Linked DNA regions of Homo sapiens: region 1 is linked to region 2. Evidence: chromatin contacts called from ENCODE POLR2A ChIA-PET data. All regions are on one chromosome and are shown on one strand. Each heading gives the region's core, a stretch centred on a gene start or an enhancer-like site at or near the end of the contact. The rest is flanking DNA. Distances are from core to core; before and after follow the strand shown. Region 1 overlaps ELN (elastin). Region 2 holds the start of MLXIPL (MLX interacting protein like).

What was found. ChIA-PET counts read pairs that join two places held with the same protein, here RNA polymerase II (POLR2A).
Region 1: POLR2A ChIA-PET joins it to region 2 with 12 read pairs in A673. The contact joins the enhancer-like site here to the promoter of MLXIPL in region 2. POLR2A ChIA-PET finds 5 or more read pairs at or near these places in 2 of 52 experiments (A673 and WTC11).

What each region holds. Positions count from the first base shown.
Region 1 is chr7:74,055,478-74,059,831 of GRCh38, reverse strand. It overlaps ELN (elastin), which reads right to left. Exons shown (of 33, transcript NM_000501.4): 20 at 3,397-3,561; 21 at 3,119-3,160; 22 at 2,136-2,192. ELN-AS1 (ELN antisense RNA 1) reads left to right here. Exons shown (of 2, transcript NR_183555.1): 2 at 1-927. Among named protein-coding and RNA genes, the nearest start is that of ELN-AS1, 4.6 kb to the left of the region's middle. Within about 2 kb of position 2,405, at least 2 of the 41 ENCODE cell types and tissues checked have a DNase peak (open chromatin) inside an H3K27ac peak, as active enhancers do.
Region 2 is chr7:73,622,831-73,626,895 of GRCh38, reverse strand. It overlaps MLXIPL (MLX interacting protein like), which reads left to right and starts at 2,374. Exons shown (of 17, transcript NM_032951.3): 1 at 2,374-2,696. The coding sequence starts at 2,404.

The sequences.
Region 1 (4,354 bases), core at 1,156-3,655, 430 kb before region 2:
AGCTTATGGAAAGAGGGCTGGAGCCTCGGCCCTGGCATAGATTTGCTGTGTGACCCTGGATCAGTTACTTTCCCTTGCTGGGCCTCAGCTTCCTCCTCCCTAATATGAAGTGTGTGCAGGCTCAGGAGTTCATAACTTTGTTTTTTTGGAGACAGAGTCTCACTCTATCGCCCAGGCTGGAGTGCAATGGCGTGATCTCGACTCACTGCAACCACCACCTCCCGAGTTCAAGTGAGTCTCCTGCCTCAGCCTCCTGAGTAGCTGGGACTACAGGTGCGCACCACCATGCCCGGCTAATTTTTTTGTATTTTTAGTAGAGACAGGGTTTCACCATGTTGGCCAGGCTGGTCTTAAACTCCTGACCTTGGGTGATCCACCCGACTTGGCCTCCCAAAGTTCTGGGATTATAGTTGTGAGCTGCTGCATTTGGCCAGGAGTTCTTAACCTTTTCAGTGACAAGGACCCCTTGGAGATTTGAGGCTGATGGAGGCAGATTTACATTATATAAGGGACTTTGTAAGACAGAAAGGCTTTGGGTTCAAATCTCAGCTCAGCCACCATTTAGCTGTGCAACTGTAGGCAAGTTACTTAAGCTCTGGGAACCTCAGTTTCCACATCTGTAAAATGGGAAAAATAAAATCAACTCTGTAAGATTTTTGTAGGCCAGACACGTTGGCTCATGCCTGTCATCCCAGCACTTTGAGAGGCCAATGTGGGAGGATCGCATACAATTTTTTTTTTTTTTAAACTGGGCATGGTGGCATGTGACTGTAGCCCCAGCTACTAGGGATACTAAGGGGGAATAATGGCTTAAGCTAGGAGTTTGAGGCCTGCGGCGAGCTGACGGCATCACTGCACTCCAACCTGGGCGACAATGTGAGACCCCGTCTCAAATAAATAAATAATAAAGATTGCTGTGTGTGAGAATATGGGGCTCAGCAGACCTGCAGTCGAAATGCTCTCTGGCCTATTCAGTCCTAGAGATTCTGATCTGAACCTTTCAGCCCACAGGTCCCTAGGGCCAAGGCCTACAGACCCCATGCCCAGGGCCTGACATACAGTTGAGCTCTACAATTGGTGCTGCCACGATTTGCCATGTTCAGAAAAGTGTGGGCACCTGGGGCTGCCAGGGTGGCCCTCAAATGTAGCAAGAGATGGGGAACAAGAAGTACTGCAGGCCGGGTGTGGTGGCTCACGCCTGTAATCCCAGGACTTTGGGAGGCAGAGGCAGGAGGATCGCTTTAGCCTAGGAGTTTGAGACCAGCCTGAGCAACATAGTGAGACCGCTGTCGCTACAAAAAAATTAAAAAATTAGCCAGGCATGGTGGTGGGCACCTGTGGTCTCAGCTCTTGGGGGGCGGAAGCAGGCAGACTGCTTGAGACTGGGAGGTTGAGGCTGTAGTGAGCTATGATTGTGGCACTGTACCCCATCCTGGGTGACAGAGCTAGACCCTATCTCAAGAAAAAAGGAGAAGGAGAAGAAAGAAGAAGGAGGAAAAGGAGGAGAAGAAAGACGGAAGAGAAGAGAAGAAGGAGGAGAAAGAAGCAGAGGAAGAAGAAGAAGAAGGAGAAAGAAGAAGAAAGAAGGAGAAAAAGAGGAAGAAGAAGAAGAAAGAAGAAGAAGGAGAAGAAAGGAGAAGCAGGAGGAGGAGGAAGAGGGAGGAGAAGGAAAAGAAGCAGGAGGAGAAGAAGAGGAAGGAGAAGAAGAAGAATGAGAAGGAGGAGGAGGGAGAAGGAGAAGGAGGAGGAGGAGAAGAAAGAAGAAGAAGAAGAAGGAAGAGGAGCACAAGAAGAAGAAGGAGAAGGAGAAAGAGAAGGAGAAGGGGGAGAACTGGAGTCCCTCAAGGGGAGCTGGAGCTCAGCATGAGGTCAGGTCCCCAATAGCCTGGGAGGCACCAGGGGCTTTAGGAACAGGGAGGCTCACACTGCTCACCCTGCTCCCCTAATCAGAAACATCACCCACACTCCTAGAGGTCATTCATCAGTGGGCCAAAAGGTCTAAGGAGGGCCCACCCCAGAATGTGACAGCTTAAGTGGGGTGGAAAGGAACAGGAAGCTGGGCGGTCAGACCCCAGAGCAGGGCACAGGAGAAAGCAGTTCTCCGTGAGCCAGTGGCGGGGGTGAGGGGGACTTACCAAACTGGGCGGCTTTGGCGGCTGCTTTAGCAGCTGCAGCTGCTGGGGTCCCCACTCCTGGAGGTGTGAAGAGAAGGGGTGAGAGAGTAATCTCTCACACCCCTCCCTGCTTCCCATCTCTAGGCTCAGTCTTCCCATTTGTAAAATGGTGCAGTCGACCTTGGTCAACTCCAGGGACCCTTCCATGAGACAAACCAAACCCATCTCTGGGCTGGAGACACAGCTCACCTGGCACTCCTCCCGTGCCCGGCACACCTGGGACTGCGCCTGGGGCACCTGGCACTAGCCCACCCAGCACTCCTGCTCCTGCAGCACCTCGGGGAGTGGAGAACTTTCAGCCTTGCCCCTCCCAGTACTCACTTTTTGGGGGAGCAAGGGTGGGTGGGAGAATCGGAGGAAGAAGAGAATGGCTTCCTGGCACCTTCAATTCTTTTTCTTTTTCTTTTTTTTTTATTTTTAGAGTTGGAGTCTTGCTCTGTCACCCAGGCTGGAGTGCAATGGTATAATCTCTGCTCACTGCAGCCTCTACCTCCCGGGTTCAAGCCATTCTCCTGCCTCAGCCTCCCAAGTAGCTGGGACTATAGGTGCCCGCCACCATGCCCAGCTAATTTTTGTATTTTTAGTACAGACAGCATTTCACCATATTGGCCAGGCTGGTCTCGAACTCCTGGCCTCAAGGGATCCACCTGCCTTGGCCTCCCAAAGTGCTGGGATTACAGGCATCAGCCACCCAACCCTGCCAGACACCTTCAATTCTGGGGGTGGGGGGTGGGGTGATGAGCCAGTGACCAACAGTCCTAACAGGGGGCATCTGAAAAGGACAGTAAGAGTGGAGTGTGGCTTTGGAAGATGGGGCAGGGGCCTCGTGACCTTGGTCCAGGCCATTTCAGTCCTGGAGGCCTGGGAGCCAGTTTGCCCTGAGGTTGGACCCTGAGCCCCGCGGGAGAGCAGGACTTGGGGACAGGCAGGGCAGGGGCACTTACCGTACTTGGCAGCCTTGGCGGCAGCTGCTGCCTGAGCTTCGGCTACAAGGAAACGAGAAAGAAAGAGACCCTCAGAAGCCGTGCCTGGGTCTCCTCCGAGCCGTGTTTAAAGCTCTTCTGCCCTGTAAGGCATGGATACGACCTCCCTTCTTCTCCCCCAACTCCTCCCTGAGCACATTCAAGCCCGATCTACAGTCCCCACTGCCCCTGCAGAGCCGAGCAGACAAGAAGCCCCCATCCCTTCTCAACCCATGTCCCCAGGTGTGACTAAGGCTCACGGGAAATGCCAACTCCCGGGACACCTCCGACTCCGGGAACACCTCCGACACCAGGGACACCTGCGACTCCAGGGATACCTCCGACTCCGACACCAAAGCCGGGAAAGCCCCCAGCTCCAACCCCGTAAGTAGGAATGCCTCCAACTCCGACTCCGGGCCTGGCCCCTGCAGAGGGAAGGGAGCCAAGTAGAAAAGAAGCTCAGTGAGAGAGGCTGGGCGGGCTCTGAGGGATGCTGATGGATTGGGAAAGAGGATGTAAATTTCCCCCAGGCCTTGTCCATAAAAGACAGAAAACTGGGATGCCTGGGTCCCCAGCACCTCCACCATGAAGCCTTTAAAAAAAATGTGGGGCCGGGTGCAGTGGCTCATGCCTGTAATCCTAGCACTTTGGGAGGCTGAGGCAGGTGGATCACCTGAGGTCAGGAGTTCGAGACCAGCCTGGCCAATATGGTGAAACCCCATCTCTACTAAAAATACAAAAATTAGCCGGGCGTGGTGGCGGGCACCTGTAATCCCAGTTATATGGGAGGCTGAGGTAGGAGAATCACTTGAACCCAGAAGGTGGAGCTTGCAGTGAGCGGAGATCACGCCACTGCACTCCAGCCTGGGTGACAGAGCAAGACTCCGTCTCAAAAAAAAAAAATTTCTTTTTTTTGGCCGGGTGCAGTGGCTCATGCCCATAATCCCAGCACTTTGGGATCCACGAGGCAGGTGGATCATTTGAGTCCAGGAGTTCGAGACCAGCCTGGCCAACAAGGCAAAACCCTGTCTCTACTGAAAATACAAAAATTAGCCAGGCATGGTGGTGCATGTCTGTAATCCCAGCTTCTTGGGAGGCTGATGCATGAGAATTGCTTGAACCTGGGATGCAGAGATTGCAGTGAGCCAAAATCATGCCACTGCACTCCAGCCTGGGCGACAGAGTGAGACTCTATCTCAGAAAAAAAGAAAAAGAAAA
Region 2 (4,065 bases), core at 1,125-3,624:
CATGTCAACCTTTTCCAAGGCTGCCACACATGGGAAACCACCTCCTCCGCTTTCCCTAACATGACCACACACAGGATACCTGTCAGAAAGCCAGCAGAGCTTAGCATGTGCCTACAACTCTTTCCTGTCCCCACCCACTAGGGACATCCTTGGGGGAAATCTGGAAATCTACTAGACCAGGCTTTGCTGCTGCCCCTCAGAGATGCTTGGGTGTGTTTTTGCTCTCCTGTGCCTCTGAACCCATCTTTGAGGCTGTTAGTTAAACGCTCCAGTGAGGTGTCAGGTGTGAATGCCTCAGTCTGGTTTCTGTCCTCAAGGTGAGAAAAGAGGCTTCAGAAGCAGAAAGGCCATGTACAGTGGCTCACACTTGTAATCCCAAAACTTTGGGAGGCTGAAGCAGATTTCATCTCTACAAAAAAAAAAAAATTAGCCAGGTTTGGTGGCATGAGCCTGTAGTCCCAGCTACTAGGGAGGCTGAGGTGGGAGGATCGCTTTGGCCCAGGAGTTTGAGGCTGCAGTGAGCTATGACCGTGCCTCTGCACTCCAGCCTGGGTGACAGAGCGAGACCCTGTCTCTAAAAATATATAAATAGGCTGGGCACGGTGGCGCATGCCTGGAATCCCAGCACTTTGAGAGGCTGAGGTGGGCAAATCGCTTTAAGGTCAGGAGTTTGAGACCAGCCTGGCCAGCATGGAGAAACCTCGTCTCTACTAAAAATACAAAAATTAGCTGGGCATGGTGGCGGGCACTTGTAATCCCGGCTACTCAGGAGGCTAAGGCAGGAGAATCGCTTGAACCAGGGAGGCAGAGGTTGCAGTGAGCCGAGATCGTGCCATTGCACTCCAGCCTGGGTGACAGAGTGAGCCTCCGTCTCAAAACAATAAATAAATAGAAGTATATAGATAAATAAAAATACAAAGAAGCAGGAACAAAAGCTGGACCTCAGTGTCAGTGAGAGAAGGGGCTCAGAGCTCCTGGGTAGATGCCTGCCTAGGGGATGTCCACCTTCCAGTGAGCCACCCATCCCTACCAGTAACAGTCCCTCGAGGCTCCCCTTGGGCCTCTCTGTGCAGGTGAAGTAATGATCACAATTTTTTTAATATATATTTTTTCTTAAGTATTTTATTTTGTTTTTGAAACAGGATTTCACTGTTGCCCAGGGTGGAGTGCAGTAGGGCGCGATCTCGGCTCACTGCAACCTCCACCTCTTGGGCTCATGTGATTCTTCCACCTCAGCCTCCCGAGTAGCTGGGATTATAAGCCAAGCACGCATCGTCACATCCGGTAATTTTTGTATTTTTAGTAGAGAAGGGGTTTCTCCATGTTAGCCAGGCTGGTTTCGAACTCCTGGCCTCAAGTGACCCACCCACCATGGCCTCCCAAAGTGCTAGGATTGAAGGCGAGAGCCACCGCGCCCGGCCACCGTGTTGGCCACCATGTTAACTAGAGGTGTTAGCAACCTCCTGTGGGCCAGGCCCTTCAGGGGCATTACCTTGGGCTTACCACATCAGGCCCCTGAGAGTTGGGGGCTTCTACCTATGTGGAGGACCCAGAAGAGCTAATATGGGGGGCGGGGGTTGGAGGTGAAGGGCAGGAGTTAGGTGAGGGGAGATGGTGATCTCTGGCCTCACAGGAGGGTGCCCCTGAAAGAACAAACCCCAGGTCCTGAGGCGCTTTCAGGCTCAGGTGTGATAGGGGACCCTTTTGTTGTGGAGACAGGGTCTCACTCTGTCATCCAGGCTGGAGTGCAGTGGCGCGATCTCCGCTCACTGCAGCCTCAACCTCTTGGTCTCAAGCGATTCTCCCACTTCAGCCTTCGGAGTAGCTAGGACTACATGCACACGCCACCATGCCTGGATAATTTTTGTATGTTTGGTAGAGACAGGGTTTTGCCATATTGTCGAACTCCTGGGCTCAAGGAATCCTCCCACCTCAGCCTCCCCAGTAGCTGGTATTACAGGCTTTCTCCACTATGTCCGGCTAATTTTTGCATTTTTTTGGTAGAGATGGGGGTCTTGCCATATTGCTCAGGCTGGTCTCGAACTCCTGACCTCAAGCCATCCTCCCGCCTTGGCCTCCTAAAGTGCTAGGATTACAGGCAAGAGCCCCTGGCGTCCGGCCTGACCTTTCTTAATATCCCTTTGGAGCAAAGTAGGGGCGGCTCTATCAGGACTCCAAGGAAAGACGGGAAGGGAGATGGGGCCAACCCGCCAGAGCTCCAGAGCACCGGGTTCTCACCTGGCGTAAGGATTATGCTAATACAAGCCCCGCCCCGTCCCAGGCCCCGCCCACCCGATCGGCCTATGGTGTGGGGGCGGGGCTATGTTAATGAGGCCCGGCTGGCCAAGAGCTGTTCCCCGCGCTGCGCGGAGCAGGGACCAGGCGGTTGCGGCGGCGACAGCCATGGCCGGCGCGCTGGCAGGTCTGGCCGCGGGCTTGCAGGTCCCGCGGGTCGCGCCCAGCCCAGACTCGGACTCGGACACAGACTCGGAGGACCCGAGTCTCCGGCGCAGCGCGGGCGGCTTGCTCCGCTCGCAGGTCATCCACAGCGGTCACTTCATGGTGTCGTCGCCGCACAGCGACTCGCTGCCCCGGCGGCGCGACCAGGAGGGGTCCGTGGGGCCCTCCGACTTCGGGCCGCGCAGTATCGACCCCACACTCACACGCCTCTTCGAGTGCTTGAGCCTGGCCTACAGGTGAGGGCGGTTCCGGGCCCTGACGGCCTTGGCTTCCAGGTGGGGATGGGGGGGGGGTCCGGGGCAGGACTGCGCGCTGGGGCCCTCAACACCCCACCCGAGCCCGGTCCTGCGGCTCCCGGAGGCTCCGATCACGCCCTGGACACCCCCTTTCTCCCAGCCCCGAGGTCCTCCTACAGCGGCCCAGCCCGCTGGCCCCTGACGGACCCACGCATTTCTGATTCCCATTCCTCCCCCATTCCCTCTTCCCCGAAGCGCAGACCGCCTGCGCCCCACCTCTACCTGGACCTCTGGTCCCCTCTCTCTGGTCCCAGCCCCTCCGTCCCTACAAAAATGCCAGGCGCCCCTGGTCCCTAGGCCACCCGCGCCCATCCCCACTCTCCACTCTGGAGCCACTCCACCCGACCCCCTGCAGGCCTCGGCCTTCTCCCCAGCAGCCCCGGCCCAAGCCCGCCCTATTCCTGGACCCTGAGATACTCCCAGCGCCCCTGATTGTCCCAGTTCATAACCAAAGTGGACTGGAACTGGCCCACTCTCACGTCCACCTCCCCGCAATTGCTGAGACACCTCTTCTTGATCTGCTACATTAAGGGTGGCGGGAGGAGGATGTCCCAGAAATGTCCAAGAGGCGCAGCTCGCAGAGGTTACGCCGGTGCCCGGGAGGCCTGGGTTCGCCTACCCACGTCGCCACACTAGGCTGAGCGCCCGTCGCTGCCTGGGACCCCCGCTTAGTGCCACCGAGAGCGCACAGGCCGCGCCCCGCTGCCGCTCCACGCCCCGCGTCCCAGAGGAGGGCGCGAACCCGAGGCCTGGCCCAGTGCCCTGGAGCAAAGTTCCCCGGAGTTGAGGGGCCAGTATAAATTATCAACCGAAAACCCGTAGGGGAGAAAGGGGGATCGGCCGGCCTTGATCTTTTCTCTGTGCAAATATTCCTCTTCCTCCGCGGCGCCTCCTCCCCTTCTGAGAACCGCTGGCTACAGATCGGCACCTGCCGCCCTGCGGGGGAGCAGGAGCTGGGGTGGGGACTGTGAGGGGAGTGTTGCCTGCCCCCAACCGCAGCCGCCCAGCTGCGACCCCATTGGCTGGAGGCGGAGTAACCTTGGCCCACAAGCTCTGGCCCCTGGCCCAGGTCATGTTGCAACCCGATCGGCCAGGGCGTCGGACCCGTGTGGAAAGTTCAAATTCCCGTCCCTTCTCCCTCCCTCCCCAAATGTCACGCGACTGCCTGGGACAGGGCATCTAAGGTCCTGGTACACCGGATGCCGGCACTCCTCCTCCTAAGGGTCTCCCATTTCCCACCCAACCCCAACTTTGGCTGCTCATTATATACTACACATCACTCTATTTGGGAGGGGGCCTCACTTCCAAC